2 separate regions of the Mus musculus genome follow, and region 1 is linked to region 2. Evidence: chromatin loops called from intact Hi-C (ENCODE). Cell type or tissue: left cerebral cortex. All regions are shown on one strand. Links, peaks and the distances in the headings refer to the core of each region. The heading gives the core; the rest is flanking DNA. Region 1 overlaps Larp4b (La ribonucleoprotein domain family, member 4B). Region 2 overlaps Dip2c (disco interacting protein 2 homolog C).

The links. A loop is a pair of places that touch in the nucleus more often than their neighbours do. Peaks named below come from ENCODE experiments on the same cell type or tissue, not always from the same donor. Only the 100,000 strongest peaks of a DNase experiment are listed, where the experiment ranks them.
Region 1: a loop joins it to region 2, with 4 times the contacts of the local background. A loop is called at or near these places in 31 of 42 quality-filtered maps.

What each region holds. Positions count from the first base shown.
Region 1 is chr13:9,172,936-9,185,813 of GRCm38, reverse strand. It overlaps Larp4b (La ribonucleoprotein domain family, member 4B), which reads right to left. Exons shown (of 18, transcript NM_172585.3): 18 at 11,363-12,878. Among named protein-coding and RNA genes, the nearest start is that of Larp4b, 85 kb to the right of the region's middle. In left cerebral cortex, for the core only: a CTCF peak has its summit at 3,756; DNase peaks (open chromatin) are centred at 3,750 and 5,286.
Region 2 is chr13:9,631,223-9,644,100 of GRCm38, reverse strand. It overlaps Dip2c (disco interacting protein 2 homolog C), which reads right to left. Exons shown (of 37, transcript NM_001081426.2): 30 at 9,211-9,379; 31 at 6,836-7,006. Among named protein-coding and RNA genes, the nearest start is that of Gm36423, 37 kb to the left of the region's middle. In left cerebral cortex, for the core only: a CTCF peak has its summit at 7,396; DNase peaks (open chromatin) are centred at 3,328, 4,641 and 7,411.

The DNA.
Region 1 (12,878 bases), core at 1,793-9,792, 460 kb after region 2:
CACGGGACACTCAAAGGGACCCAGCTCAGAAGCCACTGGAACAGGGTTGTAGCCAGTGGCCAGGAGAAGGCCAATCACTGCATATGAACATGTGCACACCAATGTATACATACATCGTGTGTGTGCATGTACATGTGTGCCTTAAATCCCATGCAGGTCCCTCTCAGGAAGTGTGTGCTGCAGCAAGGATCTCTGACATGAGTCTTGAAGTGCACAAAACTGTCAAAAGCTCTCAGGCCACAGGGTCCACATGAGTGGCTGTTCTTACCTTCAGTGCCATAGGTCTGCAGCCTGAGCTATGGCTGCTGTGCTTCCAATCGCCTTTAAAGGTGCAGCCAGTCTACCGAGAAAGGTGACTTCCAGGGAGTGATGATCTAAGAAGTCTCAGAGACCTCAGAGCAGGGGTCAGTGAGCTGGGGAGGAGGGAACCTGACCTCTGAAGCTATGAGGCTTTATGTCAGGGTGTCGGCCTCGAGGACTGCAGCTGTGCACCTGAGAACAAAGCCAGCGTCCGTCCGCTAAACAGGGTGAGTGCTAGGGAGTTAAGAGCTGCACTTGGGGCAGTCACCTGACCACAGTGACATAACCGGACATCAGAATTCAGCATCCTGGGGGCCTTTGAGACACAGTTCTTGCTGGATTAAAAATGTTTTCTGTCAGAGATAGTCACCGACTCATAAAGCCATGGAGAAATGTCTTTCCTGGGGTCGGAACATATCCCAGTGGACGGGTCTTCTCGGGTTCCTGATCTGGCCGAGCCCAGCCTGACTTGTGTCGGCAGCCTTACTGTGTCTGATGGATGATGCATCAGCTCTACTTTGAGACGTACTGAGTTACCTCAGGAAGCCTGGAGGACCCTGGACCCTGGAATGCTGCTGGTGGTGTCAGACACAGGCAGGTGAGGAATGTCCTCTGCTGCTGTACTTCTGGGACATGTAAATGTGGCCCCATCAGAACCAATAGGGTCAAAACCCCTTGATAGTGGGCCCAACACCCAATAGTGTAAAGTGTCCCCTGGAGATTGATACACTGAGTCACAGGCAGATCTGGATTTGGGAAAAGCTGCTGGCCCTGGAAATGGGTGCCTTGAGGGTACACACAGCTCTCTGCCCAGCCCTGCATATGCTAGCCTCTGTGTGTGTGTGTGTGTGTGTGTGTGCTCATCATAGGTGCAGGCATCAGAACAGATTTGATGGGATACCACCTTGCCATATTGAACAATAGTGTCTTTACTTCTCAAAGTCAGCTCAGCAGAGGCCTTCGGATGAAACTCCAGGTGATTCGGGTCTGGGCAAAAGGCCAAAGGCCCGGGTGCAGCTATGACCTGCAGAGCACTCACCCTGTTTGGAGGAAGTTGCCGGCTTTGTTCTCAGGTGCACAGCTGTGGCCCCTGGGCCCTGACAACGTGCCATGAAGCTGCTGAGGTCAGGTCCCCTCCTTCCCAACTCAACAACCCATCCCACACTTAGTTCAAAGCAACAGGTCCTGGGTTTCTTGTCAGCGAATGTACAGGCATCTCTTGTATAAATGCTACTCCAGTGAGGGGAGTGGCCGTTGCGGGTAGAGTCCTACTCGGATCTGAGCAGAGCTGGGCATCAAGGTAGCCTTGAAAGAAAGGAGAAATGGCTTTAGAATACCAGGGCCAAACCACCCATAGGTGTAGGAAGCCAACTCTAAGATGGCACCGGTTTCCGGTATGCCGTTGTCATAAACAACATCAGTGCAGGTGTAAGCCCGAGTCTGGCGCCAACCCCTCCCGAGCGGGTACATGCTAATTAGGTGACAGCAGTTCAACCTATCCCAGGAGGACATGAAGCCTTTCCCTGTGCTCGGGTGCATATAAGCAGACCTCCCTGGGTGCCCGGAGTCCCCGTAGCAGCATCGAGGCGATCCTGCAATAAAGGCTGTTGAGACGAATCTGACCGTGTTGTGGCTTCCTTGCCGGGCGCGACATAGGCACAGCAAGAATGATACATTTCTATACCATATAGAATTACAAAGTGACAGTAAGCCTTATTGCTGAAGACTGCAATATATTTCTCAGTGACCATGGGGAAGTCGAGCTGGCACCCAACTAGAGTTTACATCCCTACTAACTGGTGTTCACAGTACTGGAAGGTGCTCTGCACACTACCAGAGAAGAGAGCTAAACACCAACCCAGCTACAAACCCTGTCATCTGAGGCAGTGACCTGCCTGTGATATGTGTAATAGTAGAAAAAAAAAATATGTGAGAATAACTGATCACTCAGTATCTGACTGTACTGAAGGCTCATGCCATGGGATGGAACCCCATGCCTGGGGCAGTTCCAGACACAACAGGACTGAAGCACACAAGAACTCACAGACTGCGTCAGCTAGATAGGACACCAGGGCTGAGGGGAAAACAGGCATGTGCTCCCACCCATAACCAAGAAGCGATCTCAAACTGACAATAATTTGCAAAGGAAAGATTTGTTTGCTCCAACTGCATCTCACTGGGCATACACACCCCATGCCAAGGCCAACACAAAACAAACTCAATGGTATCTTTGTAGAGTTTTTGGTTGGTTGGTCCCCCCTGCCCCCATATTCTTTGTTTGGATTTCTTCTTCCTTCCTTCTTTCCTTCTTTCCTTCTTTCCTTCCTTCCTTCCTTCCTTCCTTCCTTCCTTCCTTCCTTCCTTCCTTCCTCTCTCTTTTTTAAAGATTTATTTATTTACTTTATGAATATGAGTACAGTGTCGCTGTCTTCAGACATAACAGAAAAAGGCATCAGATCCCATTACAGATAGTTATGAGCCACCATGTGTTTGCTGTGAATTGAACTCAGGACCCCTGGAAGAGCAGTCAGTGCTCTTAACTGCTGAGCCATCTCTCCAGCCCCTCTTTCTCTCTTTTCTTTTTTCTTTTCTTTTCTTTTCTCTTTTCTCTTTTCTCTTTCTTTCTTTCTTTCTTTCTTTCTTTTCCTTCCTTCCTTCCTTTCTCTCTCTCACTTTCTCTTTCTCTCTTTCTTTTTTTTTACTAGTCTTTTGCTCGTTTATTATGATTTCCAATTTTGTGTTTTTTTTATGGGGTTTGTGTTTCTTGGCTTTTGTTTGTTTGTTTGTTTGTTGTTTATGAAGACAGGGGTTTCTCTTTGTAGTCCTGACTGTTCTGGACAAGACTGGCCTTGAACTCAGAAATTCACCTGCCTCTGCCTCCTGAGTGCTGGGATTAAAGGCCACCACCATCAGGCTTGTTTGTTGTTTGCTTTCTAAAGGGAGAAAGAAAGATGTGTGAGCAGATGAGTTGGGCATCAGGGTAGCCCTGAAAAAAAGGAGAAATGGCTTTAGAAGACCAGGGCCAAGCCACCCGAAGGTGGGAAGAGCCGAGGAGAAAATGACAGAGGGAAAACCTGTCGTCTGAATAGATTGCATGAAACGATATGTTTTCAACTTAAAAATAAGAACAAATCACATATATGTAAATATATCACATATTTGTGTATATATCCTACCTACCTACCTACCCGTCTGTCTGTCTATATCTATCTGTCTGTCTATCTAATCTATCTAAATATTCACATCCATGAGCAGTAGGGTCTCCGGCAGTCTCTGAAGAACTCTCGCCAAATTTCTTCTACAAGCACCAGGAGGAAAAGGATGAAGCTGTCTCAAGACCAAGCTCGGTGTCTTTGCCTTTTAAACAAGAGTACAAAAGAGATCCTCCTACCTTCTCTTGCTGCAAACAAAGGGACTTCCCTCGAGTGCTTTAGGGTGAGGATCGAGCACCCCCGTGTGGTGGTGAGTCCTACACTGCATCGTCAGGACGCGGACCTTTAGAAATCAAGTCCTTTAAGTTTCTATATACACCAGAGATTTCAAACGTTTTCAGTGTTAGAAAAAAATTAAAAGAATAAAAACTGTTCTGGGCTGGTGCTGTAGGAGGGGTATAACTCAGTGGTATAACATGCTCGCCTAGCATTCATGAAGCCCTGGGTTGAGTCCCCAGGACCACACACAGCTTCCAAGTCTATAATTGCAGTACTCAGGATCTGGAAGCAGGGAGATTTGAAGTTCAAGGTCATGTTTAATTACATAGTGAGTTAGAAGCCAGTCTGGGATACATGAGACTTTGTCTTAAAACAAACAAAAAACAAACAAAAACAAAAAACAAAACACCCAACCAACCAACTAAATAAACAAAACCCAGCAACATTAAGAAAAAAAACGGGACCTGTTTTATACCAATGCATGTTGGAATCGCTGTATTTCAGCCTGCCAAATCAAATAAGGTCTTTTGACATTAATTTCACCAGCATTTTCTATGTTTTACTGGGATGAGCACACTTGTACACAGGGCTCGTGCTGTTTATATCACAGTACAGAGTTTAACCCTACTGAGCCTCATTACAAGCTTTGGCTGAACTTAACAAACAGCAACAAATGGGTCTTTGGCTACCTGACCTAGGCTGGGCAAATAGTCAAGGAGGCAGGAAGTGGGAGGCTGGGCCCTTTGCTCTCTCTCTGCCTGTTTATTGGAGTCCTGACCTGAGGTTAGGGAGAGGTCCTGAGGCACTGAGGCAGAGCTGACTCCGGAAATTTCCAAAGCACGAGGGAACAGTGTGAGCAGCATGTGATCACCACATATCTGACACGCAGGACATTTGCTTTGCTGTGCATCTGACAGTGAGCATAGATGCCACGCTGGGGGCTGTGTTGCAGACCACTCTGGCTGGGCGATCCCTTGTCATCAAGGTGGCCTCTGTCCCATGGGAGCGCTTCACTGAAAGAGTCCCTACCCTCACAGGCCCTTTAGGGACTCTGTGGTTGCCACTGGAGATGAACCTACCTCCTTGTGTGTCTAAGAGGAGTGAGACCCGGTTTCCCCGATTCTAAAAAACAATTTGTGGATGCTTTCGGTGGCGTTAACCCATTTTTTTCCTTGACCTCAGATGCACGAGCAGACACTGCAGGTATCAGGGGGCTCTCTGGACTTTAGAACCCCATGCTCCTTAACCATGACAATCCTCTATATATGGGAAACAATATTTTGTTTACTTAGTCTAGTCAAGAATACCATTAAATCTCTATTTCAACTTGACAGGACCTACAACCACCCAGGAGAGAGAGCTTTGGGTGCGTCTGTAAGGAAGTCTCTAGACTGCATTGACTGCACCGATTGTTATTGTCCTAAATGTGGGCAGTACTGTTCCTTGGGCTGGAATCCACGCTGCCTGGAAACGAGAGCATAAGCTAGGAACATGAGGGTTGATCTCCAGTTAAAGCTCAATGGCGATACAGTCCATGGTGGCGGGGAAGTCCCGGCCACAGGAGCAGGAAGCAGCGGTCATACCGGTAACAGTTAGGAAGCTGACGGAGAACAAGGAGGGAGGCTTAAACCTCCAGGCCTGCTCCTAGTTTAACCTACTTCCTCCAGTGAAGCTCCGCCTCCTAAAGGCTCCAAAACCACCACCCTCAGGGTACTGTTCAAAGAAATGACCCTAAAGGAGAATTTCATATTCTCACCACAACACCGTGAATACCTCACACACTAGGAGAAGATAGTAGATGGCTGATTACTCTGGGGATTCTAATAAAAAACAAGTAAACAACGCGATGAGTTTTAAGTTACGATAGTGCAGCTATAAACCAAACGGTGTGTGGCAGGGCGCAGGCTGCCAGCCTCTGTGAGGACCACGGCCATGTCGCGGGGTATTTGAACTAAGGTGTTGGACGATCAGAGGCTTTGCTATGGGGCAATGTGGTATGTTTGTGGAAGGGGACGCGGCAGTGTGGATGGAGAAGGGGTAAGCGTTTGGAGATGAAGTCAGAGGTGGGTGGGTGACAGCTCCCATCTCTGCTAGTCAGTTACTCTGTGAGTGCCCCAGGAGCTGAGGCAAGGGGAGGCCACAGCCTGCGGGGGGTGGGGGGGGATCCTTGGGCTGCTGGGAGGAGCAGGGAACTGAAGACCCTTTAAAGGCATGTAAGGCATGGATGTGCTGAACGTGGGTGAGTGGTCTCTGGAGGTCTAGAATCAGAGCTTGCCCAAGGCCAAGGAGTAACAGGCTCAGGATGCCTCAGATGTCTGAATGGTTAAGGATACAGGTGGAAATACTGCTTTTGTGGGGAGAGGGTGTGGGGCGGAGCAGGAGTGGAGGAGTGTAATACCTTAGATGTATTGCATCAAGTTTATGCTAAAATCACGTTGGCCTGTCAGTAAGTAGCTGAGCACCTGGCAGCTGGGGGACCAGCAAGACGCGGGGGGGGGGGGGGGGACACGACCCTGGAGCACCTTCCAACACCAGTTCTGGGCATACTGATGGCTATTAGGGTTTTTATTGCTGCAACAAAAGGCAAGTTGGAGAAGGAAAGAACTGACTTGGCTTACACTTCCATACTGCTGTTCCACCATCGAGGGAAATCAGATCAGAACCCCGGGGGGGGGGGGCGGGGCGGGCAGAGCTGATGCAGAGGCCATGGAGGGGTGCTGCTCACTAGGTTTCTTCCCCTGAATCACTCAGCCTGCTTCCTTATGGAAAGAACCCAGGACCATCGGGCCAGCGATTGCACCGCTCACAATGGCTGGGCCCTCTCCAACAGATCACTAATTTTAAAAAATGCCTTAAAGCTAGATCTTAGGGAGGCATTTTCTCAATTGAGGTACCCTCCTTTCGGTTAACTTTAGTTTGTATGTCAAGTTGACATGAGACTAGCCAGCCCAGTTGTCCTTCTTTCTTAATGGTCCTGATTGTGATCAAAGCCCTGGGTGGCCCTAAGTGGTCCAAGAGTCCATTTTCTGACCAATGAGATGTGCAGTTTGGGCGGCAGTTCTTAGTTTAAAAACCATGCATCAAGCTATTCTCCCTCTAGGTTTTGGAATGTATACTCATGCTGCTGCAGCATCTTTGAGACGCTGACCTGCAGGTGGCAGGGCAGGGACATGGGGAGGGTCTCTGAGGACACCACTGGCCTCTACTGTCTGCAGGGAGAAGACACAATGGACTGCTGACCACCCAGGTTTTTCAGGTTGGGGCATTGATGGACATGGGATTATAAGCCCCGTGATTAAGTATAATCACAGGTATGAACCTGGGAAAACTACCTAGAAAGAGTGCAAACACAGAGGGTTCTGTAGGGATTAGGGGTGTCAGAGAGAGGCCAGCAGTAGACCCTGGAGGAAGGTGAATGTTAAGCTGACAAAGTCCAAGGATTTGGGGCACCAAGATGCTTCCATGTGGATCCTCAGTCCTTACCGTGTCTACCTGTTCTATGGGAAAACCTGGAAACACAGGACCCACCCACTCATCTCTCCTAGGAAGCCTCTTTACAATGGCTTGGCCTGGGTACGATGCCTACACCTGCCAGTGGGTCACAGTCCAGTCTCCATTGAACAGGTGCCAGGTGAAAAAATTCCATTAAGACCTTGGGAGTGCCACGCCCTGAGACAGACAAGTAAACTGAACTCAGCCCTTTGCTGTGGACAGTCTCGGACTGTTAAATGCACTTGTGAAGACCCTAAGGGCAGTTATGGCTTCTACACTAGTGTGGCTAAGGGCTTTATGCTGTCAGTCCTTTTCTGTGGTTCTCCAAATTCTGTTACTATGCCCTGTCCTCAAGATGGCTGTTTTTAAGTCTCTGCCATTCTCCTATCTTAAACCGAGACCCCAAAATAAAGAAGGCCATTTCCAGAGAGTTACGATGGGAGGCAGATCCTTCAAGAAGCTCCCACACATCTTACTTCCCTGTCAGGTAGGCTCGCCTTAAGGTCACTAGAGTAGTGTGTGTGTGGGTGGGGTGGGGGTGGGAGGATGCAGTGAGAACGTGACCAGACAGTTGCTCAAAGAACTTGAGTACTGCTGGTGGGTGTTGTGAGTTAAGGAGCTGGTTGGGGAAGGGGGTTGCCAAATGTTTACCATGACTTCTGGACAGGCCCAGGAAGTAGGCACTGTTAAAATGTTATTTAAAAAAAAAAAAACAAAAACAAAAAACAAAAACGATACAGCAAGTTTACAGGGATTAAACTCATGAACTAGAGACTATCCAGGAGAACCTGTCCTAGCGAAGGTAATCTGACGGGCATAGAGCATCGCTGCACTCTTTTCTCATCATGATTCCTGGTCATGGATTTAAGAGCAGTACATTGTAACGTCCAAGAATGCAAGAGTAAGAAACAGACCATGGCTGCTGAGACAGCTCAGCAGGTAAGCGAGCTTGCCACCAAGCTTGACCGCTGGGTTCAATACCAGAGACTCAAGCGTTTGAAAGGGAGAACTGACTCCTGACAGTTGTCCTGACTTCTGTGCCCACTTCCCAAATAAATAAATGTAAAAAATGCAAACTCACCTTACATATGAGGATACAGGTGGGCTGAAAATTAAGACAAAGGAAAACTACCATACAAACCGGAAAAAAGGAAAAAAAAGCAGAAAATGGTCTATTAGCATCAATAAAGCCAAGTTCTGAGCAAAGAAAATGACTAAGATGCAAGAGGGGTATTCATTAACAATAGAGTAGATCCCGCAAACCTGAACATGTATGCATCAAACAGAGCATTTACCAAGTTAACCACACCTGGTCCTAACAGCCCTCACAGCTTGCAAGAGGACTGAAAGCCCAGTGGCCACAATGGAATCATTTCTTCAAGATCTGAAATGGGACGAAAACAGGGAGACCTCCAGCTGGCAGGAACAGCACACTTCTAAATAATCCACAGTACAAAGAGGACACCGCCAAGGGCACCAAGCACACACAGACCTAGGATGCAACTAAGAGGAAGTTACAGCATAGTACATTAGAATGTCTGATCTTCAGCCCTAACTCCAAATCTTCAACTAGTAAAAGGAGCACAAGAAACAAACACAGAGGAACCAGAGATTAGCGTGCCCACTGTACTGACTTGACTGTCAGACTTGAGGTTTCCACGGGGTTTTTAGCTTCTTCTCGGAAGACTCCACAGCCAAAGCCATGTCTTGCCTGTATCTCACAACACAACGCATGTCACGTCTCACGCCCATGTCACGTCCATGTCACGCCCATGTCACGTCAGAAGACTATGCCCTTTAACTTTGCAAGTTCCGCTCTGCTACTTGTCTTGGTGTGGACTCCAGGGGCCCTGGGGCACCAGACACACAGCAGGCTTTTAGGAGGGTACTAAGTTCTTCACTGTTCTATAATTCTATCACTGGGGAAAAGCCTGCCTACTCCATTCCACTGAAGACATCTCTTGTGTTCCAGTTACTATTAGGCTGGGTGGGCCTAAAGAACGACAGCTTGAGAACTAAGTAGGTGCCTTCCATGCACACCTTGGGACAGTGATTTCTAGGGAACTGGGTCTCCCCACAAATGTAGGCCTCAATTGGCAATCCCACACAGTACAAATTCTGCTTGGAAGGAACAAGTGCGGATGATTAGAGGGTATGTGGGGAGCGGAGGACAAGCTGAGCTTGCTTTTCCCACCTTTACTTCTGCCATGGTCCCTCTGCTGCTGCTGCTGCTCTCGAAACTTCACAGCTTGGTCCTTAGAACAAGATGTGGAAAACCCAACGTGTCTATGTCAGGACACGCTGCAGATGGGCCAATACCAAATACCAAGCTACAATGAAGAAGCCCCTGAGTGCTACAGAACACAGGCATCTACTGTAGACTTTCATCCCTCAGACCATCCATACTGGTCCAACTACAGCAGGTTACAAGATTTCTAAGGCCTTTTCAGTGGGCCTGGAATGGAGCCAGAACTCAGATTTCAGCACTCTTCCTTGGGCCATTCTGAGGACACTACTTAAGAATTACCACTGTGGCCTGAGGACAAGAAACTGCCGTAGATGACCCAACCCCGACCCCTTTTCGCTCAGTACCATTTGAGGGAGCCTTCCTATACTCAACAGATTACTCTATTAACACAGTATACCAGATTCCACCGCCTATAGCTTTCAGCTACTCAACAGAACCCTGGCCCCGGAGACTCTGGGGGCCCCTGTTGCAGGCTCTGCTCCTTTGGCCCTGGTTAGCCATCCTTTCTTCGCTCAGTACACTGTCCAGCCATGACCGTGTGCTTGAGACCACCATTCCGAGCGTGCACTGTTTTTCAGCTCTGACAAGAGGGCTCCCCCAGAACCCCACTTGTGAATACAGCCTCCCAACACCCTCGGCCCTGACCACCCTGCTAGCTCCACGAAGACAAGGCTCAGCTCATCTGGCCAAGCAACCTAAATGCTCTCTCATATTCATTCCTGAGGTCGCAGACTCTGAAGCAGTGGAAACTTGCTAGCCACCCTTTCTTTTCCGTTTCCTTCCTACGGCCCCCACCAAGGCAGGAAAAAGCCCACAGCCTTTCATTTAAGTAGGCTAACAGCTTACCTGGCTAGGAAGTGCTTGTATCCAGTCAGCTCTCCAGCGTTAACTTTATCAACTGCTTTTTAGAGTGACTTGGAAAAGAGAATCTTAACATTAAGATGTGGAGAGGGCAAAGAACGAGCTAGTTAATTTCAAACTTCTCTGTGTGCCAAACAAGGTTTAATCCTTGTCTTTTTCCTCTGGCCATAGAGAGCTCATATTGGTTCTTGGGCTGGTCTAGCCAGCTGATTATCAGACCTAGCCAACCCACGGGACTGTGATTATCAGTACAAATCACTAAACTCTGTTGAGGTTAGAACTTCATTACATTTTGTCAAGTGGCAAAGCACACCAAGGCACACACTCTCTCTCAACTTCTGAAGCCAGTGCTGTGTATAGATTCAGTATTTCAGCACCCTATGATGCTGCACACAGCATACAGAAGAGGAAGCAGGGCAGTGGGTCTCACGGACACAAGCCTGCCTTATGTCAGGGGCATACCTACCTGAGCCCGAGATGAGAAGCACAAGAGAAACTCTTGGAAATAACAGAAGATGGGTAAATTAAAAGGAACTGTGTCCCAGAAACCTAAATGAGATCCTAGATGGGCCCAGGTGTGTGTGTGTAGTTAGTGTGAGGTAATAAGGCGGGGGAAAGGGGCATCACAAAAATCACAAATCTGGGGAAAGAACACCACTGGCACACACCAGAAGCTGTGTGTGGTGGTACACACTTATTTTCAGCACTCTGAAGGCAGATCTGTGTTCCAGGCCAACCTGGTCTATACAACGAGTTACAGCAGGCCAATTGTCTGTCCCAAACCAAACCAAACCAACACTAGGGAATCCAAACAACAAGCAATGCCGGAGGTGGCTAGAGAGCTGCTCAGCGGTTAGGAGCACTTGCTGCTCTGGCAGAGGACGCCAACAGCCTGCACACTTCATCAGTCCTATGCTGTGGGTGGTCTGCTCAGGAGGGCTGGGTGACTTTAAAACCTTAAGTGTATGCTGTGGGCTTCTGTTTATCTTCTTCATGTACAGTGAAGGAAACAAAAAAATCTTTAAAAAAATGCATTCTTCAAGAAAATTTTAATTTAAAAGAATCAAAAGAAAAATTGAACAGTGCCTAAATCTTTATTTTTCATAAGCTACATTTTTTTCAAATTAGACAGTTTTACACAAAAATGACACAAAAGGAAACTTAAATCACCAATAGTTTACATGTAAGCTTGACTCCAGTCTTAATGAAAAGTAGAACAGAAACAGAAGCCCTCAGGCAAGCTTCCACTTGTTACACTCCCCGTCTGTGACTTGCAGCTGTTAGTTAGCACTCCTGGAATCTTCGATTGTCTGTTGCTTTCCGTATAACAGGCTACAAAGCACACAAACCCACAACTACAGCTCACTGAAGGGGACACAGAGACAGGTATGCACCATCAGTCGCCTGCTGTGACACACTGGACCAGTTTTTCAATATCAACTGCAGAAACCCTAATACAGCAATATAAGACTTTTTTTTCCTTTTTTTTTTTTGTCTTTTTTTCTTTTCTTTTTTTTTTCTTTTTTTTTTTGCCACCCACTAGTGGCAACCAGTGATGCAATGACAGGAGGGGTTCACAGAGACATCATGACACTGACTATGAGAGAGGAATCACTTGAAATTCCTGTCTGGTGAGGTGGGGCCAGATTCCTAGTCCGTATTTCCATATGGTAAGTAAGCATCATCACACAATTTTACAGGTTAAAAAGGTCCTTGTGACTGTGGTATCTCTGATTCTATACCTTGAGATACTGAAAGGAATGAGTAAACGTAAATAGATTATGAAAGCCACATACCACACTTGCTGGATGTGACATAGCAAGAGTCTGCATGCACCCTCAACAGCTTCCTATTTTGATAACTTCCTTTTTTTTCTGAGTGGAAAACCTCAAAGTGTTCAGGAAGTCTCTGTTTTGACATTATACAGCTATTTGGCATATCACCTTTGCTTCCTGAAAAACGAGTGCTTATAAAAATCACATCTGAGCAAGGCTTTAGTTCCTGATGCCAGGCTGTCACTGGCTAAGCAGTAATCAGTGTCCCACCTCGTGCATCTGCCCACCTGCCCTTGCGTGTGGCCACTGAGCTGTACACTTCCAGCCAGCAGACAGCAAGCACCTACAGCTTGGCTCTGCCACACAGGTTTCGTGCTGCAATGCTCAGCCTTGGGGAAAGGACTTCTCATTAAAAATCAAAGCTCCTCTGTGAGAGCACCCTTGGGGGTAAGGGGTGCTGACCATAATTTGGCCCCTCTTCCAGCAAAGATGTGATGTGAAGGGCCTGAGGCCTCAGGCTCGCCTTTCCAGATAGACAGTATCTGCTAGTGTGGGTTCAAGAGGCCAGCTGTTTTCTTCTTCTTCTTTCTTTCTTTCTTTTTTTTTTTTTTTTTTTTTGTCAGTGATCTGACATCTATAAGGAAATTCGTCCTATGTTCCTTTCACAGGCGTCTGAAACATCAGCACTGCGTATACTCCTATGTAACTGAATGACAGTTGCTCTGAAGGAAATGGTCACGTGCATCAGGCCATCTTTGCCTCTGGCAGGAA
Region 2 (12,878 bases), core at 2,739-10,738:
CAAGTTTCAAAAGATAGTGCTGCCAAACTGGTAAATGGAATGATATTCAAGGGGCTAGCCAAAGACCATCTTGCCTGGTTTTGAAATGTTTTATTGGAACATGGGTCCATTTGCTCACACTCTTATTTTTCTTTTGAGCCGACCCTTCTGAAAACACCATAGCAACATTAAGCCTGACTTCCTCACTCTGGCTCAGTGAGTGCCTCCCTTCAGAGGGCTGGCAAGTAACATGTGAACACCCAGGCTGCCAAAGTCTGATAACTGTCAAACAAACAGACTTTGGGGTTTATGGACATGTGGAACCCTTCTTACTACTTCAGTGAAGCCTCATGAAATCAGTTTTACTTGGATGACTGAATGAGTATATAAGTTCAGAGCAAATGTCTGCATTGCATTGATGACCACTTCACTTGCATCAGGAATTGGGCGAAGTGCTTAGTCCTGCCACGCTGTGTGGGAATGACAGTACTTACTCATAGATGCCCTGTGTGTTGTTTAAATAAAGTAACCCATGCAATGTGTTGGAATGAATATCTCCCACATGGAACACACTGAATCAAACTTAGACATCTATTTGACATTCATGACTTATCCTTTAGCCAGGCTATGGGTAAAAAAGCACAGTCTGAAAACCAGGAACGTTTCTTGACTGCAATGAAGAACAAGTCAAATGATGGAGAATACAGGTCCCGTGATTTCAGACTGGAGTCTTAATTATCAATTATCTATCATTGTGACTACTGTATTTCTCTTTCTTTGTTAGTTTCAAGATTTAAGGTTGACTAGAACTTTACTATTAATTCTACAAAGTTATTTATAAACAAGCTTTTCACTCAGATAAATTACTCATCTTATCCTATGTAATATACCATCATCATTCATATTTAAGGTTTTTTCCCCTCTTAATAAGAAAACATCTTAAGTCTCCTTTGGAAGATGGAAGGACATTGTTTATCCTTCTCTTCCTTTAATGAAAAGAGGATGCAACTTTATGTGTCACATAGCTAATGCAGAGACAGTTTCTTTGCTTTAAATGTTAAAGTGATGGGAAAGTGTTCCCAAGACAGGTTAATAATAAACAATGACACTGTTTAATGGTATTGCAGAAAATGATGTTAAGCTGGGCACAGTGGTACATGCATTTAATCCCAGTATTTGGGAGGCAGAGGTAAGCAGATCTCTGAGCGTTAGAGGCCAGTTTGGTCTACAGAATGAATTCCAGGAGCCAGAGCTACATAGTGAGACCCTGTCTCAAACAAACAAATCAAACAAACAACAGAATCTAACACTTAAGTTAACTAAACCCTAAAGTAGTAATTCGATATTTCCAATATCTATTTTTATCATAAATTCAACAAATGAAAATTGTGTCATTTTAATAGCTCAAGATTCTGAGAAATGTCATTCCTATAGGTAACCAGTGGCTTATTATTCTTATAGGGTATTTTTGTTTTTGTTTTTTGTTTTTTTGTTTGGCTTTTATTCCATAGCTCTGTCAATTAGTAAAGTCCATTTAATCTATGTTTTTTTTTTCTCTTCATAAAAAACAATGACTAAACTTTATCCTTCATGTGTACGGGAGGATCCAACTAGAAGCTGCCCTAATCAAAGGGTTTGATAAATTTGTTAAAAATACTCCTCACTCTGTCTCTGTGTTTTCTTACAGAGCAAAGCTTGGATAGCCATTTTTCTCTTGTAAGTACAATTCACTTGTTGCAGATTCACACTGTGAGTTCATTTTGGAGGAAATTCTTATGTGCTATACGCTTTTTATATGGGACACTACACTCTGATCAAGAAAGTATTCATTTAATTGCTGTAGCTTCTGTTGAAATGCATAGGGCTAAGGTTAGATGACTCAAGTTCTCAGCATTTCTGTTCATACTCAGAAGTGACAGAATCGGGAGATGTGATGGTGTGTTGGCCCCTAGAGGGTCATTAGTGAAGCTATTCCTAGCACAGCTGCTTACAGAAGACATGAGAGGAAGTGTAGAGCAAGAAGAGGAAGAGGAAGGAAGGTCCTTGCCCCTATGGAGTCTGAAAGGTCTTGGAAGGGACCAGGACTAGGGCATAGCCTCTATCACACTGCAGATGAAGGTCAGCATGCAAAGGCATGATGACTCCACAAAGAGAAGGTGGTTCAACATGAGACTGACCAAGGGTGAAGAGTGATGTGAGGTTGGGCAGTGAAAACAGCTGGGGGCACAGATGAAGATGTTTGCAAAATAAAAACAAACCCCAAGTCTATTCTTCTAAAGCTTAACTTTTAGAATGGCATTCACTTATTTATGATTGGTGGGGGGGGGGGGGGATGAATGCAGTACCTTGGTACATGTGTAGAGGTCAGAGGACAACCTGTGGAGCGCTCTCCTTCCACCACTAGGTTTCTAGGTTGCTCTGACCATCATTCTCAATAGTAAGCACTTTTATACACTGAGATATTTCTCTGGCTCCTTTAAACTGTAAAAGGGCATGTTATCTGATATATTTGTATATGTGTGTATACAACTATAGATGTGCCCCTGTAGAGCAAGTATTGCTCCTCAGATACTGGCTTGGAATTTGCCAAGCACACTAGGGTGGCTGGTGGTTGAATCCCTAAGATTTTCCTCTTAGGTGCTAGGATTTCAAGTGTGTATACCAGACCTGGCCTCCTTTATAATGTGGGTTTAGGATTTGAACTCAGGGCCTTTAAAACTAAGTTATCACACCAGCCCTCTCAGATATGTTCTAAATGGTATCTACCTATGTTTGTTCAGCGCTAGAAAAAACTGCATGATTTCATCTTTGAGTATTTAAGGCACTGTTGAGGCCTTTTGGTCTGTAATTAAAAAATAAATTCCACATCTATAAGGTGCATAGAAGCCTACAAGGCCAGCAAACTCCTCTAAAAGTGACACCACTAATTTCACAAAACACTGTCCCTAAGGAATAGATATTTAAAGCCTAGACACACAGGGATGAGGCTCCCTTTCTAAGCTGCTTAATACTGTCTCAGAGAGATTAGATCTCCTCACTGTAACTAGCTGATTATCCAGAAACTCAGTGTGCTGAAGGGATGTAAGGATGGTGATCAGATATGGAAAAGACCACTAGTAAGAAATAGCCAACCAATCGACAGCTAACATTCCCACCGATACACCAATGTTTGTGAACACCAGTGATGCTGGTTCTCCTCAGAGAAGCCTCATCTTCTTCACCTTAACCATGTGGGCAGAAGGTAGGAAAATGTGAAGAATATCTTAGATTTTTATGTTTCCGCCTGCACACTGGTCTTCCTCACACCTTATTTCACACTGTGTCATGTTCTAGAGAAAATACCACAGGAAGCAATAAGGTTTTCTGCCTTCCAGACTATGTGTTCATGGCCCTGTTTGTTCAGCAGCTGTCACATAATTTCATAAAAAGTAACAGACACAAATGTCTCCAGTGACCATCCTTTCCCAAGGCTATCACTTTTCCAAAAGGCCATCGTGCTTGTGAATGTGGTACACGCTGCAAACGAGCACCTGCCCAAACACTTCTTTGATCACCCACCCTAAAGTCTGTGCCCAAGGCACTCTTCACCAACAAACGATAATCACATTTTCAGGGGAAGGGCCAGGTAGATCTATGCTTTGATTGTTTATCACACTGACAACGAGAAATATATAGAGGGTAAGAACTTTGTCACGGGCTAGTTTCTAGAGTAGAGGTAGGCAAGGGTATAGAACCACCATCTTCTGAGCTACAGAAGCTTTGCTGTGGGTGAGCTATGGGTCGCTGCCCCATAGCCTGCTGGGCAGGGATGCCAGAAATGGAGCATTTGTTGATACTTTTCAAAAAAATTAAAAAAAAAAACTTTTTCAAAATTAGAAGGATCTTTTGAAAATATAATTACATTTCAAGCTGGTCTCAACACAATACTGGCCAAGGATGGCCTTGGTCTCCATCCCACACCTACTCTTCTCAAGAGCTGGGTTACAGGGTAGCCACCATGTTTGCTTTATGTAGTGCAGGGCATAAAGCCCAGGGATTTGTTCATGCTATGCATGCCACTCTTTCCAGGCGCTACCTCCCCAGCTCCACAAAAGTTAATCCTGTAGCACATCTGGCCCAAAAGACCCTTGGCAAGAGGTTATAAACCCTAAACAGGACCAGTACTCCTATTGCTAACAGTAAATACAATGTAATAGCCATATTGATAAGATTAAAATAAATAAAATACATTATTGCTCCCCATTATGAAGATGAAGATAACATTTCACTTGCTCAATATTGTTACAACATATTTACCAGATAACCACTAGGTTCCAGTTGTACAAGAGTAAGGGATTTCCTCCTATTGCTTGGAACTTACATTATTTCATTGTAAATAGTTGTTTTAAATAAGTAGATAGAAAACATTAACTAGGTGTGTGCATATACATATACACAGTTAAACCTTGGAATTGAGATGTTAACTCTATGTTCTTAACTTCTCCTGGAGAAACATGAACAAAAGTCTATTCATCCCAGAGAGGACATCAACAAACGTTTAATGAACTGATTACAACATTCGCTTACTTTATCACAGAATTCATCTGGCATACGTAAAGGAGTGCAGGGGAGGCGTCACTTATAGAATGGATGCCTTAGGCAGCAGCGTCACCAGAAGCCGCCCCAGCATGGGTGATGACTTAGCAATGTAACATTCCCAGGAACTCCATACAACTTGCAGGCAGCTCTGCTGAGAAGCCTCCCCTTTCCAGCAATTTCTTATTGCTTATCTGTCCTGTGGGGGCTCATTTGTCAGACTTCTCAGGGCAAAGATCTACATGCTACTTTCATGCTTTGTAAGCCATCATAAAATATTGTTCATTTAGGGGGATGAGTATAAATGAAAGACTCAGAAGTTAATAAGTTTGCATACTGCACACTCTTGTCTGCAAATTTTCAATTTTATATACTAACAAACTACAGAACTTTGCCTTCTTTTGTAGTAATTAATGCTAATGAGGAATCGCTCTCCCCCTTCCCCTCTGCCATTTTATAAACATTTTTTAAACATCATTGTGATCAAGAACCTGACCCCAACCACATGTTTTCTCTCTCACGGTTGCTCTGTTCATATAATGTGCCATTCCAAGCGGGAGGTGGCAATATTTTATTGTGTGATCAGTGCATCCCTGTGAGAGATGGATTTTTGTGCCTCAAGTTTCTGGTAGAAAGCAGGGCAACCATTTATGGTAACTAATACATGGCAATAGGAAAAAAATGATTTTGTTTGTAAATAAAATTAGATGGTATTCTTTACTTAGAAAACATTAGCTAACTGGTTAAAAAACATGGCCTAAGTACTTCTTGAGAATAACTTCATTACTGCATATCTGAATAAAATAATGAGTTCCATGACCTTTTCACAACGCACAGACACCCCTTTCACTTCCTCTTGACCCCCTCAGCTTCCTGCCAACTCTTCCCTCCAATTATATCCCACTGTGCTTTTATGCCCCCCTTTATTTGTAGGGAAAAAAACAAACCTAGATTCTACATGAGAGGAAATACTTCAATTTGAAACTGGCTTGTTTAATTTAACATGATAATCTAGTTTCATGCATCCCCCTGCAAATGATGTAATTTCATTTGTCTTTATGGATAAAGCACACTCCATTGTATCTATACACACACCCTTCACGTTAGCACATTTTGGTATAGAAAAAATTAGAAAACTTGAACAAATTTTTAAAAAAGGACATATTCAGTTCATCTAAGTAAAAAGACTTTCCAACAATGGGAGAAGATTGAATTGGGCTTTGAAATTTACTTAGTACTTCCCATTATAAAAAGTATGCAGCCTATTGTAAAGGAAAGAAGACAAAAACAGGGAACATGTACGTGGAAATGTTTAACAAGCTGTTGGTAGCTACTTCCTGCTTTGATATCCTCAACGTCTGTGTGTGTGTGTGTGTGTGTGTGTGTGTGTGTGTGTTGGGGGAGGGGGGTTACCCAGTAGCAGACTGCAGCAGCTACCCTTTCAAGTATCAATGGCAGGGACAGTGTAGGTAGGGGCCCGGAACCCATCTGCTTTCCTGCAACTGAGTCTAGCATTTGCTGTGAGCCAGCTCAAGGAACTCCTCTTATCTCACCCAGGACCAGTAAGTGCTGGGCACAGACTTGAAGTGCTCATTTGTTATTTTTGGCAATCTTAATCTTGTCACTTCACCCTTCACAGGTTGAATTTATCAAAAAAGAAAGGAAATAGTGAAGGAAACTAGTGAGGAAAAGGAAACCAACAATATTAACCCTGCTACGTCACTGCAAAGCTTCCTTCAGAGAATCATATATATGAGTCTCAACCTATGGATCATGACCCCTTCAGGTGTTGAATGACATATTCACAGGGTTGACGATCAGATATCCTGCATATCAGATAATTACACTATGATTCATAACAGTAGCAAATTACAGTTATGAAGTAGCCACAAAATAATTTTATAGTTGGGGTCACTACAGCATGAGAAACTGTATTAACAGGTCACAACATTAGGAAGGTTGAGAACTATTGAAATAAGTGGTTTTCTCATATCTAATTTTGAAATAAGTCTGACAGCCCAGTTTGGCCAAGAGCTTCTCTTTTGCCAAAGTTAAAATATTCCAGGATGCAGTAAGTGATGTGTATAATGGCTAGAAAGGAAGTCTCCAAGTAAAAGCAGAGAAGGAAACGGTGTAGCACTCACATCTGTGTGATGACCAGAGATTTGTCTAATGTAAGTAAGCACCTGCCAAGGAAAATCCGCTGAGCAGGTCTACGCTGCCACCCGGCACTGAGACTCAGTCTTCTGATACAGCACTCCATGGTTTCAGTGAAACTTACCTGTAAGCAAATTGCCAGGTTCACTCTGCAGCCAAATGAAGTACTAACAGCTCGTGGGTGGAGACCCAAGTCCTTAAAGAGCTTTGAGAAAGACTGTGTAAGGGCGATTCGGGGACGCTCTTCTGCCACAACCACACAGGTTCTTACCCGGGACAAGTCCAAGCCTCGTGCCTGGAAATAAGGACAAGGGACACTAGCTAAGCCGTCAACATGTGTAGCCATGTGTAACCTACACAACCTTTCACTCAGAATCCCACAGGAATACTCTTCACTTCTAGTGCCATCTGTACCCAAAGTGTTTCTGTAAGCTATCTGCGGAGGTTAGTGTAACAAAACCAAAACCAAAACAAAACAAAATAAAAAAACCCTAGCCAAGCCAGTCAGCTGAAGAAACACAGGACAAAACCATATAAACATTGCAACTAGTAAAGATATCATTGAAAACATGTTTGAAGCAATAGCAAGAACGACAAGGAAAAGGGTGAGCAAGCACACTCACGGGGGAAGAACAAGCATTAGTGTGCATTTTTGGAGGGGTAGGACCTGACAAGAATGGACACATGATGGGGCTAGAGAGCTGGGTCAGTGCTTAAGTGTGTGCTATTCTTCAGAGGATGCAGGTTCAGTTCCATCACCCACAGCTCATGGCTCACAGCTGCCATTAATTCTAGCTCCAAGGGACCAACACTTTCTTTGGCCTCCACAGGTTATCAGCAAACACGGTGTGTTCAAGTGTGCATCTGCACTTGCGCACACACACCTTTGAAAAAAGAATGCATATATTGGAAATGTGTTTAAACAGAAAGGCAGAACTAAAATGCTTAGACAACTTTCTAATGACATTTCTCTGTTTATACCTGATGAGACTTGAAAAGTCACAGACCAACTTTCATTATCAAGCACATTTCCATAATTATTTCTAAGGTTCTGCCACAAATATAACCAGCTGAACTGTACAATGACACACACAGGAGGAGGAGGAGGAATTCAATGAAATGAATGAAAATACTGAATTGTTAAAGTTGCCACACTCAGGCTGGGCTGAGAGAGATGAGATCAGTCACTTCTGATCTCACTGTGGCCTCAAGAGAAGGTGATGGCGCACAATGAGTAATGCTGGCTGGCATAAAGCGAGCTGTTGACAGGGGACTGCCCAAACTGGGCCCCTCAAGCTGTTGGAACAGCAGATAACTAAAGAGTCCCTCATGTGCTTTACCACTGGGCTACATTCTCAGACTTCAAGATAACTTTGATATGAAAATCTGATGTTTTACCATAACTGCAGACACACATTGAATAGGAACAACTAAACTCTGGATGATACTAGTAACTTTACTTGTGACTGTTGAAGTGGCTGGGCTACAATAGCAACTCCAATTAGCAGTACAAATTTATCTCTATAATTCTTTAAATGCAGAAATGTGGGTAGAAAGGTTGCTAAATCCTCTGACTTTAAGTTTCTCATCTTTACAAGGGACAGTAGCGTGTCCTGATTCACAGAGCTGTGGCAAGTGTCAACTCAATTGTGATAGCTCTGATAATTATGTACATGCCAACAACAAAGGCTGGTAAAAAAGTACCTGACCATTTTGTAAAACAATATAGGTCGATCTAAGAAATACTCTTTGTAATTCTTCCTCATATAAATATGTAATTTCATAAACTGAATTTATATAGCTTAACATCATAGTTACATATCTTGTTTTATTGCACTAGGATGAATAGGAAAAAGTTCAGAGGAAATAAATGTGCTAGGTTCTTCTTGACTATATGTGTACACACAGAAACATAAGTAACCTGTACAGCTATAGGCAGACACACACACTGCATATACAAGCAGAGAATAGCAGGGTAGAACACTATCGAGACATTATTTTTTCCCTCTTATCATTAACTAACAATTCAACTTACCATGAAAACGTCTATTAAATTCCCCCAAAAGAAAAAAAAGAAAAAAAGAAAAAAGAAAAAAAAAAGTAAAAACCCAAATACTGTTCACTTAGTTGCAAAATAAATTTTTGTTACAGTGCAGACCTTCAAATAAGGGCCTTCCAGCCAATGAAAGCTGATCACATAAACATTTTCTACTTGAACACCAAATCTAGCTAGGAACAGAGACAATTTACATCTTTTGACAAATACTGGAGAAATTGAGGACAAAGTACTTTCACAATTCTTACTAGTATCTGACAGTGGGTAAGTATTCATGAGGAAAACCTAAAACCTTAACTTCTTCTAAATCAATCTGCAAGCAGATCACACGTCAGCTCTTTGGAAGGAATATGCTGCCTCATCAAGTGTGCGAGTGTCCTTTCTCAAGACTAGAGTGGCCTGGAGTTCTGGTGAGCATTGAGGCCATAAGAGAGGCTGTTTACCTTGAGGGACTCAGTTTGTGAGCCCAGCCCTTTCGTGCAAAGCTCCATCACCGAATAGGAACAGAAGGTATCCCGGACTTTGTATTGACTCACAGCAAGAAGCCACAAGGCAGGATTGGTCTCCAGCTCAGAGGGTGGGATCAGAATGGACTGGTGTCCTGAGTATACACTGCAGAGACAAGACAGGCCATCAAGGCTGGAACCCAGGGCAGATGGGAAAGAGACAGTAACATTCACCCTGAAAAACAGGAACACTTCAGAAACTTTAAATTTTTTTTACATTTTATTTCCATTTTTCAGCTGCTTCACTTTGCTATGTGATTATATCAGAATGTGCCAGATATTTCTCTTCATCATTACACTGATAACATTACAAATGCCTATTAATTAGACTTGCATGTACTTTTTAAAATTTTTTCATTGTTATTAGATATTTTCTTTATTTACATTTCAAATGTTATCCCCTTTCCTAGTTTCCCCTCCGAAAATCCCCTATCCCCTCCCCCCTGCTCCCCAACCCTCCCACTCCCATTCCTGGCCCTGGCATTCCCCTATACTGGGGCATAGAACCTTCACAGGACCTAGGGCCTCTCCTCCCATAGATGACCAACTAGGCCATCCTCTGCTACATATACAGCTAGAGCCACAAGTTCCACCATGTGTTTTCTTTGATTGGTGGTTTAGTTCCAAGGAGCTCTGGGGTCCTGGTTAGTTCATATTGATGACAAGAAACTTTTATATGTAAGATAAATAGAAAATCCAGATACAAAAATATTAAGAAAATCACATAGGAAGAAAATTAGGAGAGCCAAAAGAAGTCAGACACTTGACCTTCTGAGTGTGTCAATCTGTACTGTTTTACATCCAAATCACCACACAACAGCACTTTTAAAAATACTTTAAAGAATAAGATAACAAATTTTAATTCAAAAGTATTTGTTCAAACCACCAGTTTTAAAAATTCATTTATTTATTCACTTTACAACCCATTATCAGACCTTTCTCTCCTCCCAGTACCCCTCACACAAGTCCTACCCCACCCTTCATTCCACTTTCCCCTTCTCTTTTGAGGAGGGGAAGTACTTCTCATACCCCATTCCCACACATCAACTGAGACCAGACAGGGCACAAACTGCTATTTTTAATGCTTGCTTATCATTGTGAATTAGCAGTACTTGATCATATTTATTATAATAAAAGATGTCAGATAAATATTGTGAGATTTAAAGATATATTTTACTTATATGAAAATTGATAGATGAAACCCACATCATTGCTGTGCTGTAGCTGTGTACCTGTAATCTTCCTATCACAAGCCATTTCTCCTTTAATATGGTCAATCTCATTCAAAAAATTTCGAAACAAAAATTAAGAGAGCCCAGATGGCTCAAGAAATTTAAGAAAACTAAATGAGGGACTAGAGAGATGGCTCAGCCATTAAGAGAACTGTCTGCTGTTCCAGAGGTTCTGAGTTCAATTTCCAGCAACTTCATGGTAGCTCACAACCATCTATACTGGGATCCGATACCCTCTTCTGGCATGCAGATGTACATGCAGATAGAGCACTTATACATAAATCAATTTTAAGGAAAAAAAAAGACTAATGAGCCCACAAACTTATTTCGAACATGATTCTTCACGTAGAGAAGTATTGTAGAGGGAACACAGCAGAAGTGGTAGCAAATTTTCATCTCTCTCTCTCTATTTCAACATATCAAACTTTCAGTTATTTTTGTGAAGTGGAAATATAGCAAACCCCAACCTTTCATATAGCCTTTTTTTTTTAATTGGATATTGTCTTTATTTACATTTCAAATGTTATCCCCTTTCCCAGTTTCCCTCCCTCCCGGAAACCCCCTATCCCCCCCTTCTTCCCCCTGCTTCTAAAAGGATGTTCCTCCACCCACTCACCCACTCCTACCTCCTCACCCTCAGTTCCCCTACACTGGGGCATCTATTGATCCTTCATGGGAGCAAGGACCTCTCCTCTCATTGATGGGAGGCCATCCTCTGCTTACATATGCAGATAGAGCCATGTGTACTCCTTTGTTGATGGCTTAGTCCCTGGGAGCTCTTGGGGGACTGGTTGGTTGATATTGTTGTTCTTCTATGGAGTTGCAAACCCCCTTCCACTCCTTCAGTTCTTTCTCTAATTCCTCTATTGGGGACCCCACGCTCAGTCCAGTGGTTGGCTGTGAGCATCCACCTCTGTATTTGTAAGACTCTGGAAGGGCCTCTCAGGAGACAGCCAGATCAGGCTCCTTTCAGCATGCACTTCTTGGCATCCACAATGGTGTCTGGGATTGTTAACTGCATATGGGACGAATCCCCAGTGGGACAGTCTCTGGGTGGCCTTCCCTTCAGTCTCTGCTCTACACTTTTCTCCATGTGTGCTCCTGTGCACAGCCTTTTCAATGCAGTCAGTAATTTCAGAATGAGAAGACCAGGTACATTCAAAGAAAGAAAGCCAGACTTTATTATTATGCTGTAAACTTCTCTGTGATTTGATTTGCTCAAATGTTTGTGCAAATGTTTATAGTCAATATGTCATATTCAGTAAAAGCCCATGTAAATAATTCTTATATCCCGTACAAGGACATATTTTTACTAATTTGCCATTGGTATCTATTAAGGATCTTTTTTGTTGTTTGTTTGTTTTTGGTTTTGTGTTTGTTTTGTTTTGGTTTTGGTTTTTTTGAGACAGGGTTTCTCTGTGTAGCCCTGGCTGTTCTGGAACTCACTCTGTAGACCAGGCTGGCCTCGAACTCAGAAATCCACCTGCCTCTGCCTCCCGAGTGCTGGGATTAAAGGTGTATGCCACCACTGCCTGGCTTGTTGTTTGTTTGCTTGTTTGTTTGTTTGTTTTTGAGACAAGGTTTTGCTTTGTAGTTTAGGCTGGCCTTGAACTTGTGGCAGCCATTCTGTTAGAGCTGAAAAGTACTAGGTTACAGGTTTGAGTCATCATACCCATCTCTCCAGATCACTTTACAGCATTACACAGGTATATCTATGAAGCATAAGAGACATATACACTATTAAACAACTACCTGTTATAAGTTACTTTTTCCCCAATGGAATGTGAGCTTAGTTCAGTCCTTGAGAACAAACTTACACTCAGATGTTCTTTTATCCAGAACCTAAGCTTTTATACTATTTCCCACAAGCGTCCAAAGCTAACATAAGACGGGCTTCAAACAATCATTTTTTTTAAAGCATTTCCATATTACTCCCCAATTAACCCATTAAAAAACATACTTCAGATCTGACTGCAGCACAGCACTTGCCTTCTTAGCTCTAGAGATGCATTTAAGGGCTTTACCTATGCATTACCCTATCCTCATCAGACCCATGTACATTAAAAATCTAGTCTATGTTTAATTAAATGTATGTATGCACAGGTGCACATGAGTGTTGCAATGCCCGAGGAGGCCAGAGGCACTACATTTCTGTGGAATTGAATTACAGGCAGTTGTGATACCTGTTATAGATGCTGGAAAACAAAACTGGGTCCTCTACAAGTGCAGTACATATGCTCTTAACTACTGAGCCAATGCTCCAACCCTATGAACACGTTTTGAAGACTGGGTATTATTTCCAGAGCACACCACAGCTAAAATAGACATCCCATTCCTTTCTCTTCCTGCGTGAGAGGTTGAATGATGACCCCA